Linked DNA regions of Homo sapiens: region 1 is linked to region 2. A link is a loop called in an ENCODE intact Hi-C map of the cell type or tissue named here. Cell type or tissue: MCF 10A. All regions are shown on one strand. Each heading gives the region's core, and the rest is flanking DNA. Links, peaks and the distances in the headings are about the cores only.

Region 1 (5,379 bases), core at 327-5,326, 130 kb before region 2:
GCATTGTTTATGAGAATTACAAACCGTTGTCTATTCATAATTCATTGTTCCTCCTGCCTCTCCTTGAGCTGTGCAGGTAGGAAGTAGCTCTACTGAAAATAGAAACTTGCAATTTCATTCATACAGAATTCCCCTGTTACGCACAAATAACCAGGTTCTCATGTTCCACTGTGCTCGGTCATTGGCTGGAACTGCCCAGGGTAACACCATCCTCTCCTGGGAGGCTGGGGCAGACCTGGGGGTGGCTGCGGCTGGAGGCTCCCCGCCAAGGCACGCCTGTTGCTGAGGTGCACTCTTGTAGCAGATGTGAGCAACACACGTCCCATCTGCCACACAGTCTGCAATGCAGCCAGAGAGAGGATCTGCCTCCATTTCTACTGATTAGCAAACAGGAGAAGCCAGGAAAGAAGCTTCTGCTATTTCAGCTCCTCTCCAGAGTCAGAGGTTTTCTTCCACAAGACTCATCATGTTGGTATTCTTAAAGATTATCAGTGACCAGATCAGGCAGTCGGACAGAAATAGTCTCTACAACTTTTGTGAAATTCATTTTGGAAAGCATAAAGGCATCTCAAATAACTGGTAGTTTTACTCCAAAAATGGACCAGGAGAAATATGTATTACCACTGATCCAGAAAAAAATACTCAGTATGGATGAAGATTCTGTAAATAGAGGAAAGTATGTTTTCTCTGTCAAAGACCTCAAAACCAGACATGAAATTGCAAGTGTCTATTTTCAATAGAATTTATATATATATATATATATACACACACACACACACAATGGAATATTATTTAGTCTTAAAAATAAGAAATTTTTGCCATTTGCAACAATGCGGTTGAAGTTGGAAGGCATTGTGCTAAGTGAATTAAGCCAGATGCAGAAAGCCAAATACTGCATGGTCTCATTTGCATGTGGAATCTAAAATAGTCAAACTCATAGAAATAGAGGGTAAAAGAGTGGTTACCGGGACCTGGGGTGGGGTGGGAGAAAATGAAACGGGGAGATATTGTTTGAAGGATACAAACTTTAGTAATGTAGGATAAGTAAGTCCTGCAGATCTAATGTACAGCATTGTGACTAAAGTTAACACTACTGTCTAGAATTCTTGAAATTTGTCAGGAAGGTGACACACACACACGGATAACTATGTGAGGTCATGGATCTACTGATTAGCTTGGTGATTGTTTCACAATGCATTCCATCTCCTCAAGTTGTACACCTTAAATAAAAATTTTATTTGCCAATTATACCTCGATAAAGCCGAAAAATAGAAAAAGAGCCTTAAATAATTAAAAACAAAACACACAGGTGAGATTCGGGGGCATTAGTGGAGAATTAAGGGTCTCTGTCGATGTTGTAATAAAGCATCCAGGTAGGGAGAAGTGCATAGAGAGTGATTTTGAGGGAGCTGGAGGGACCCTCAGAGCCGTGTTGCAGGGCTAATTGGATGAGCACATTCGCAGATGGGAGGAAGGAAGCAGAGTCCAGACAACCACGGTGACAATGGTACAGCTCCACGAGGGAGAAACCTGGATCCCTGCTACTCTGTTCAGGGAGTCACTGAAAATCACTAAGGTTTGAACATGTAAGAAAGGTCACTTACTTCTGTATCTTAAACTGCAGTGGGCGTTTGACTGTGTAATCCTGTATGTACACACATATATAGCTGACATGACAATTTATTCAAATAGTATTGAGAAATCCATATAAATTGCCTTAGAAAAAATTTCTTACGATGCTTTTACAGCTCTATTTTGATGGTGTTGTTTTAGTTTTGACCTTGTATTACTCAGAGAAACTTCTAAAGAGATGTGACACTAATTATAAAAATTCACAATTGCCTAAATGTGTCGTATCACTGCCTCTTTGTCTCCCTGCAAACATGTTGTGTATTGTGTGCCCCTGAACATCGCTGGTGTAACTCTGCACACCGAACCTTCCAGAAGCTCTCTTTCCCGGCTGTGTTCTTTCCAGGTAACAACCATGACATTCTCAATATTGTCAATCACCATGCATCACTGGCAAACTGAGAAGAATTAGGCCGCATGGGGCCTCGGGTTTGGTTAAAACTTGCCCTCGTGCCCTTCATAATGTAGCATGTGAAGTGTGTATTTTTTATGTCCTTTCTCTCTGCAAGTGCTTAGGGGGACTTACGCAATCTTCTGCTTGACTGGGTAGGAACCAGCAAAGCAGAATTCCTTGTCTCACCATGTCAGGCTCTTCGGTTCAAAATTTCGAGATGGTCACTGACATATTCCCGCTTTTGCTTTAAGATTGGCCCAAGGTAAAAAAGATTTAGCCGTCTTCTTCAACTAAAAACATGTATCTATCAAATTTATTGGAGATTCAGGCAATTATCATTTTTATTAAAATTTGTATAAATAAAAATTGCTTATGACATTCTCAAATAAATTTCAGTTATGGAAACAAAATTATATTCTTGATTCTTTCTTCAAAATGACTTCCTGAAAGCCTAGAAACTTACTAAAATCCTTTGAAAGCTGTGTGCTGGTAATGTCTTCAAGATGCCACCAGAGGGGGCCAATGAATTTCACATGGACCATTACTTCTCAGAAAAGGTTGAGGAAAGTTTATAAACACGGAGGTTATAAAATCTGATTGCTGGATCTCATCCAGTGAACTCACATTTTAAAATGGTGTGTTGATTTTTATTAAAATGTGATTAAAGCCTTAAAATAAAATTATTTTTGCCAAAGCCTGCCCCTTCTCTTTCTCTGCTTCCAGAAGCAAGAGGGTAGAGTAAGGATGGGACAGGTTGAAGGGAAATCACCCAGATATCTGCACATGCAAAGAAGTGCTTTCAATTTCCACAGTCCACTCACAGTCGCCTCCAGATATTGATCAGAGATAAAATAAAATGCAACATTAATTTCAAAACACATCTTAACATCCTGTTTTCAAATCAGATTAAAAATTTATGCTTAGCTTCTAGTTTGTTGATGCATTAACTTCTTGTTATTAGGAAAAATTCTATTAGCAGTTGACTTGTCTTTTTGAGTGTAGGTGATTGAAAGGAGAGCATTGAGGAGAGATTCTGAACTAGTTGTTTTATGTTCCTCTTTATGCGATCCTACATTTATGGCTGTGCAGATGAGGGACACCCAGGAATGTCTATTTGTGTATGTATGAGAGGGGACGTCTACTTCCCTAGCTTTGGGGCCTCTGTTCCTGTGTGCATTTATATAGTAGGCATGGTCTTCGGAATGTGAGTTTAGTTTCGGCTTCTCGGAAGAGTTTAAGGCAATAATTATTTAAGAAGTTAATTGGAGTTAATGGAGTTGTTCTCATAATGGATTATCATTTCAGCTAGATTGCTTCTTTTGTTTATTTATTTTGTCTCTTAGACATGGTGGTATCAACCCATAGCCTAGTGCTGCTCCTGACTTACTGAATACTCTCCAATTTCTGCTTCTTATGGCTAACTTGTACATTTACCAAGACTTGGTGTTGTTTCTTCAAAATACCATTTGTAATGGCTGAGCTTATTATTTAAATTATATAATATAATCAAATATCATCTAAACAGATCAACTGTGAAGGCAAATCTAGAGGTTGTTGTTTTTATTCCTGTAAAGACTTTGTGGAATGGATGTGAAAAACTGGATTCGTGTGGGGAAAAAATCACTGTTTACATATAAGTAGAAATTTAAAAGATCTTAAAAAAATGTAAAAATGTAAAATTCTGAATCTGAAATCAGATTGCTTCATAAGTCTTCAGATTCCTGCTCCCACTAAATTAAATGAAGCCAGAAATCATAAAAGATGACGTAGGGCTGTAATTTACTCATGATAGATGAGATCAAACTTCAAGATCTCAATTCAAACTAGGAGAAGAATTCTGGCTCCATATCAACAGATTAGCAAATGAATATCAACACGTGCTTCATTGTTACATCTGATGTTTAACATGTAAGTATCACTCTTTTTATTTCTCAATATAAAGTGCAGTTTTGATTAACTGATCAATTATCAGACCCTTTTGGACTAGAAGATCTAAAACCATTGTCAATTTTATTTACTTCAAATTCCCTGAGAAGTGAATGCCAATAATTAGGACAGACAAATGTCTCAAATAAGCAAGCATTTGTTTGAGAAAACTGAAAAATAGGTACTGACTCATGTTAAAAAAAATCTACTAACAATTCTATTGGAATAGACAATCAGTAAGTTGGTCTAAAATAAATGTGGTGTACTTGTTGTTGAGGGAAACACTGACCATCATGTTATCCAAAAGTGACATAACTGAACAATTCATTCCATTAATTACGGTTTTTTTGAACATGTCAAAATATCAACACAAGTATAAAGATGCTTATTCTTATAGAAACCAGTGTAAAGTCCTCCCCAGCCAGCCATTTGGGTCTGTGTATTACACCAGTTATGTCCCACTGCCTTTCCCTGGCCAGTCCCAGACCTGCCCCTCTTCCTGTCATCCTTTAATTTTGCTCAGATAGCAAGTCTTCAGGGCACTCACCCCTAAGTCACACCAGTTCTGGTTGCATTGACTTTATTTAGCCTCTTTGGGCAGTCTCATCATTACCTGTAAGTTTACACTTTATTTCCCCAAATTATTATATATGTTTCCATAATGACATTTTTTCCTAGGTGTGTGAATCCTTATTTTGAACCTTTAAAACAAAGGTATATTTTTAATGTTAGGTTTAATTTACAAAACATAATTATATACATTTATGGGGTACAACACTGTTTTGGTCTAGGTATACAAGGGAATGATTAAATCAAGCTAATTAATATGGTCATCACCTTGCTTACCTGTCATTTTTTGTAGAGAGACATTTGAAATTCACCCTTAGTTATATTTAAGTATGCAACACATTTTTATTGACTATATAGTCACTCTGCTGCGGACTAGATTCCAAAAGTTATTCTTCCTGTCATTCTGAAATGTTTTATCCTTTGACCAGCTCCTCATTCCTACCCTTCCCACCCCACCCTCTAGCCCTGAGTAAGCACCATTCTACTCTCTGCTTCTAAGAGTTGGAGCTTGTTAGATTCCATTCTCCATACAAGTGAGATCGTATGGTATTTCTCTTTCCATGCCTGGCTTATTTCACTTAACATAATAGGACAGAGGTATTGTAAAAAGAATTCTTCCTTCAGAGTAACTTAAAAATGGGGGAAAATCTACATTTACTTTATTTACTGAATCAATTCAGAGTAAACAAAAAATCTTATTTTGGCAGTTAGGACTCACCCAGTGCAACAGAATCATGCAAATGACATATGAGCAGAGAAACCAGTATTGACGGTGTGTGCCCCCTTGGATAAATTGAGAAGGAGAAGGCAGGTAGGCAGGAAGGGACAAGACTTAGAGGATCTAGACTTCATTTCTTACC
Region 2 (5,379 bases), core at 85-5,084:
GGAAGGGTACTTGAATTATCCCAGCGTCTTCCCTTCCCACATTTTTCCCTAATATTAGAATATGTTCCTCTTCAGCTCTGTGTGAACACCTGTCTTTACCACAGGGTTGCTGTGGGTGTTAAATCGTGTTATATCCCAGACAAAAGACATGGTGCAATATCTCACACACCACAGGTGTTCCATAAATGGCTGTCATTGTTATTGTCTGTGGGAATGTCCACTATTAATGTTCTAGTAGTAATAGCAACAATTATTAACATGGAAAAGGGAGAGAAAAAGGAATCCCTGAGATAACTAGAAAAACTTTTGCTTTTAAATCTTAGACATTTTCTTAAAAAATTTCTAAGCATATTTACAAGCTAAAATTCCAACACTTGACTTAAATATCTTTTTTTTTTTTTTGAGAGAGAGCGTCTCGCTCTGTCACCCAGGCCGGAGGACTGCAGTGGCCCGATCTTGGCTCACTGCAAGCTCCGCCTCCCAGGTTCACACCATTCTCCTGCCTCAGCCTCCCGAGTAGCTGGGACTACAGGCGTCCGCCACCACGCCCGGCTAATTTTTTGTATTTTTAGTAGAGACAAGGTTTCACCGTGTTAGCCAGGATGGTCTCAATCTCCTGACCTCGTGATCCGCCCGCCTCGGCCTCCCAAAGTGCTGGGATTACAGGCGTGAACCACCGCGCCCGGCCGACTTTAATATCTTCTTATGTGAAACAACTAATTAATCAATGAATAAATAATCTGCTTCTCTGTCAATTTGCTATCTTTTATGGTTTCTTCTAAAATAATCTCTAGTCTAAATTAAACCTAACCTGTTTATTATATAAGAATGCTTATAGCTTTTTTCAATAACTTAGTCCAATAAGTCACATAGATTAAAGGTGTCTCTACATATATATAATCTAAACATTTATGTTGCCACATAGAAAGTGGTTTTCTTTTTTCCCCCAGTGTTGATGACGATAGTTCATGTGTGCTTGCATTTATATTAGTCAAAAGGAATGCTTACAGTATTGAGGAAAGATGCTGAGTAGAGTTGCTATTTAAGGACTTACAGATGTGTGAGAGGTATTGCTATAAATTAGCATCCCCAGATTGGTCTAATTATGTCTGTGTCTCACATGTCTTTCAAATATCTAGTGTTCTTTGCTATCTATGCTTACACTTAAATCAGTTCTCTCTATGGTGGAATGATGGATGGGGGCTTATTTTGACAGTAAGACACTATCACATGGATGAAATAGTGGAATAAAATAACTATTTGAAAGTAAGAGTGCATTTCCACTCTGTTAAACTCACAAAAATGGTAACAAAACATGGCAAACTGTGGTGGATTTGAAAAAGCATCCTGGCAAATGCCAGTACCTATCTCCAGCATGGTACAAAAGTGTTGAAGTATGACATTTACTTTACAGTGAGTATAGCTTAGGAGGATGAGAGATTTTGGAAGTATTGTATATTTTCTACTATTTTGCATGCTAGGTTAACCAGGAAGCATTTGGCTCAGAGGTACTTTTAATCACATCCTTACACCCATACTAAATATTTTGTCTCACGCAGCAGTGTGCAATGACTTTCTGCATATCCATTCCAGTTGAACTGATCGTGAATTTCATCTCCAGTGCTTAGAGATGATGCCTTGGCAGTTCTGTTCTAAATGGGGAGAATAGCGGTGAGAGGGCCTATGGGAAAATAAGGCCTTCAAAACCCCCTACCTGAAAAGACCTCCGTTTGTTAAGGTGGAATCAGACACTGCTGAAATCTTCAAAGGGGAGAGGGTTCGGTGTGAAGTCTGGAGGAATAAGAAATACAGATGCTCTAATGAACAGCACTGGCTAACTTTATTATTATTATTATTATTATTATTATTAGCCTATCAGAAAAGACGTATAATGCATGTCAAAGGACAAAGTATTTTTTAACCATGTTTTAAAAAAAAATCAGGCTATAGAGTGTAGATTTAAATATTGATTGTTTTTTAGACCAGCATAAACTATACGGCCCAGTTGTCTGTGCAAACGTTGTGCCGACGATAATAACCGATGATAACCTCACCGCAGCATTTATCATCTTGGCAGAGTTGTTTGTTAGATCAGTGAAGATCCGGAAAATCAGGCGGCGTGCTGCTTGGTTTTGCCAGGAGTAAAAGTACTGAAGGATACCGGGAAGACTGGTCATTATTGTTCTTCTTGTGGTTGCTATCATTATTATTATTATTATATTATTATTATTGCAGAGGTCAGCGCTGCTTTTGGGGTGAAAGAAGACCATCAGCAAACCTCAGCCTTGCGGCCAGGACTCCCCCGTCTTCTGTCGGAGTCCGCCGGTCCGCAGCCTGCGGCAGGGAGGCCCGGGCACCCGCAGGTGGCGCCCCACGTCCGTGTTTGCGCCCTCAGCCGAGCTCCAGGCGCAGCTGGGAAACCCAGCGCGTCTCCCCGGGTCCTTTGAGCGAGCGCGGACACCGCAATTTAATAAATAAGCGCAAGCGCCAGCCGCTCCACCAGTCCGAGGTCCAGAGGAGCAGACACACAGACCCGGGCCGGAGGCCCCTCTTCTAGCCCTGCGGGAACCGGACAGTTCCCCAACTGGGACTCTGGAACCACAGCTCCTAAATCATCAAATTCTCAAGCTTTTTTTTTCCCTCTCTTCGTCCCAGCCATCCCAGTCTTCTTCTTCTTTTTTTTTTTTTTAACTTATTGTTTTTTTCGCTCCTGTCATTATGAAAGTGGTCACGCCATTCAATATTAAGACTTGGAGGGAATTGGGGAAAGAAAAGAAAGAATCTAAAAGAAGAGAAGCGACCGGTGCTTTTAAGGGTGTCTAATTTTCAAAAGAGACGTCTGGGAGTATTTTGCTCTGGGCGTTTGGGTGAGCAGGACCGGGGCGTTGGAGGGTGCGGCGGGCTTGGGAGCAGGGAAGGTTCCGAGTCCTAGGGAGGCGGCAGCGCTCGGCTATGCCCTCTGGAGACTGGCGGGGCTGCGGGGCCGAGGGGACCCGCGAGGGAGCCGCGCTGCGGACGCGCTGAGCGCGGGAGCTCGAGGGGCCCCAGGCAGCGGTGCGGGCGCGAAGCCCAGGGGTTGGAGGCACCTGGGCGCACAGCGCGGGGCGCTGAGCCGGGCGAGACGCGGGGTTCCCGGTCCCGGGCGCGGCGCCTAAGCGGGCGCGCGGGGCGTGGTGCACCCCTGAAGCGGCGCAGGCTGGCGCGGGAAAGCGGCAGGGCGGGGCGGCGCGGTTATTGGCCACGCGCTGGGAGCAGGGTCGCGCTCCGTGTCCTCCTCCCGACAGCTCCCACTCGCCTCATTTTCTCTAAGCAGAGCAACTTCGCGGACAGCGGAGCTCGCCCAGCATGGATGTTCCAGGTAACCACCCCCGACCTGCCCTCCCCTCCGCATGCAAGCGCCTTCTGCGTGGATTTTAACGAAGACTCTCCCTGGTCCAGATCGAGGGGTGGAGGAGGTGGAGAGAGAGAAGGGAAATCATGTAGGATCGGGGCTGCGGACAGCGGATATTTATCAAGAGCCAACTTCTCTGTTCTTAGAAAGAATACTGGAAGAGTTAATGGGAGGCTGTGGGCGGCGAGGGGGCGGCTTCTCTGCGTGTCTCTGGGCTGGTATTGAAATGGCCTGTCTGCTTTCCTGGGAGGAGCGGGGACGGGGCAAAAGTGCAGACGGGCGCGTAAGTTCGCAGAAACCTGCAGGGGCTGCCGCCCCGCTGAGAAAGAGAGAATCCCCGTGGTCTGGAAACCAGAGCTGGAGAATAACCCAAGCCTGGGATTCCGTCGTTGGAATCGGTCCTTCGCCTAAGAGAGGAATCCCAGGGGTTTCACCCAAGGGGGCTCGCTAGTGGCTGCAGGGACCTTGGAAGTAGGTGTTTGGCTTTACTGCCCGTGTGTGTGTGTGTGTGTGTGTGTGTGTGTGTGTGTGTGTGTGTGTGTGGTGTCATTTCCCCCCTAGTAATCTTATTCGCCCCAAGGAGATTCCTGGGATTTGTTCTGTGGGTGGAAAACAGATAAAATCTGTACCAAAGGGACTTAAATGGACTTTAAAAACATCTCGAGGATTGAAAAATAGAGGATAGCAGGGAAACAAGGGATAGGAAAAGGGTTCCTTGGTGCTGCTCCAAGGAAATGCTGTGAGATGAAGGCGAGAAGGCAAGCATTCGTAGGTTTTTCTTTGCCTGCGTCTTAGCCCCCTCCGCGCTGGTGAATGGGCGGGGTGGCGGTGACGCCTTCTGAGGGTCTCGGGGCCCGTCTTAGCGACGAGGACCTGCAGAAGCGCGGCCCCCTCCCTCGTCGCAGCCCCGCGCGCTGCTCGGGAGCCTTCAGGGATGCGCTGCCAGCTGCGCCCGGGCGTTTCTCCGGACCTGTTGTGCCAGATCGGAAAGCGGGTTGGCTGTGCGCGGGACCAAGGGGGTGGCCTTCGGGGAGAACCCCCGAGCCGCAGGCACCTGCTCCCAGTCCCCCTTCTTCCCGGTGGCTCCACCTCCCGGTGTAAGGCTTTGGGTTCTGTGCCCTGACAGGTTCACAGGCGCCTTTCTTCTGAGAACGACCCTGGCCTTGAACGTCAGAGCCGGGGACGAAGGCCCCCGGAGGCTGCTGCGAGCTCCGCGCGTTCCTTCGCGCCCTTCCGCGCCGCTCGCGCCGGCGCCGGCCTCCACCCCCGCGCGCCGCCTCCCACCAGTCCCGATGCAGGCGCCCGGCCGGGGGCCACTCGGGCTGCGGCTGATGATGCCCGGGCGCCGGGGGGCGCTGCGCGAGCCGGGCGGCTGCGGATCCTGCCTGGGGGTGGCGCTGGCCCTGCTGTTGCTGCTACTGCCCGCCTGCTGCCCCGTGCGGGCGCAGAACGACACGGAGCCCATCGTGCTGGAGGGCAAGTGCCTGGTGGTGTGCGACTCCAGCCCGTCGGCGGACGGCGCCGTCACCTCCTCCCTAGGCATCTCCGTGCGCTCCGGCAGCGCCAAGGTGGCCTTCTCCGCCACGCGGAGCACCAACCACGAGCCGTCCGAGATGAGCAACCGCACCATGACCATCTATTTCGACCAGGTCAGCCGTCGGCCTGCCCACCCCGCCCCCAGCCCGGGGAGAGGGGCGGGGACCTGCGCGCGCGGGCTGGGGTTCAGGCTTCTTGGACGTGGAGTTCCCAGGCTCTGTCCTCCCCCTCTGCCCTGCTAGTCTCTTTCCTCCCGTTTCATAGAACGCACTCCTACTCTTTCCCTTTTCCACATTTTGGCTTTTTAAAAACTTTTAAATGATCAGCTAACTTGGCACTTGGATGACTGAGAGTCCCTTAAGGCTGTCTAAGCTTTCTAAGAGTTCCGTAAACCTAAAGATTTGAAATATGTTTCCCAAAAGGAAGCATTGCACGTTTTACTTTTCACGGCG

The links. Hi-C counts contacts between places; a loop is a spot of excess contacts. Peaks named below come from ENCODE experiments on the same cell type or tissue, not always from the same donor. Only the 100,000 strongest peaks of a DNase experiment are listed, where the experiment ranks them.
Region 1: a loop joins it to region 2, with 9 times the contacts of the local background. A loop is called at or near these places in 3 of 110 quality-filtered maps.

What each region holds. Positions count from the first base shown.
Region 1 is chr18:72,669,732-72,675,110 of GRCh38, reverse strand. No RefSeq gene overlaps it. Among named protein-coding and RNA genes, the nearest start is that of CBLN2, 130 kb to the right of the region's middle. RefSeq lists an enhancer at 372-511. In MCF 10A, for the core only: a CTCF peak has its summit at 2,520 (motif pointing right); a DNase peak (open chromatin) is centred at 2,540.
Region 2 is chr18:72,541,465-72,546,843 of GRCh38, reverse strand. CBLN2 (cerebellin 2 precursor) reads left to right here and starts at 2,502. Exons shown (of 5, transcript NM_182511.4): 1 at 2,502-2,867; 2 at 3,314-3,358; 3 at 4,518-5,040. The coding sequence starts at 4,684. In MCF 10A, for the core only: a CTCF peak has its summit at 2,361 (motif pointing right); a DNase peak (open chromatin) is centred at 2,403.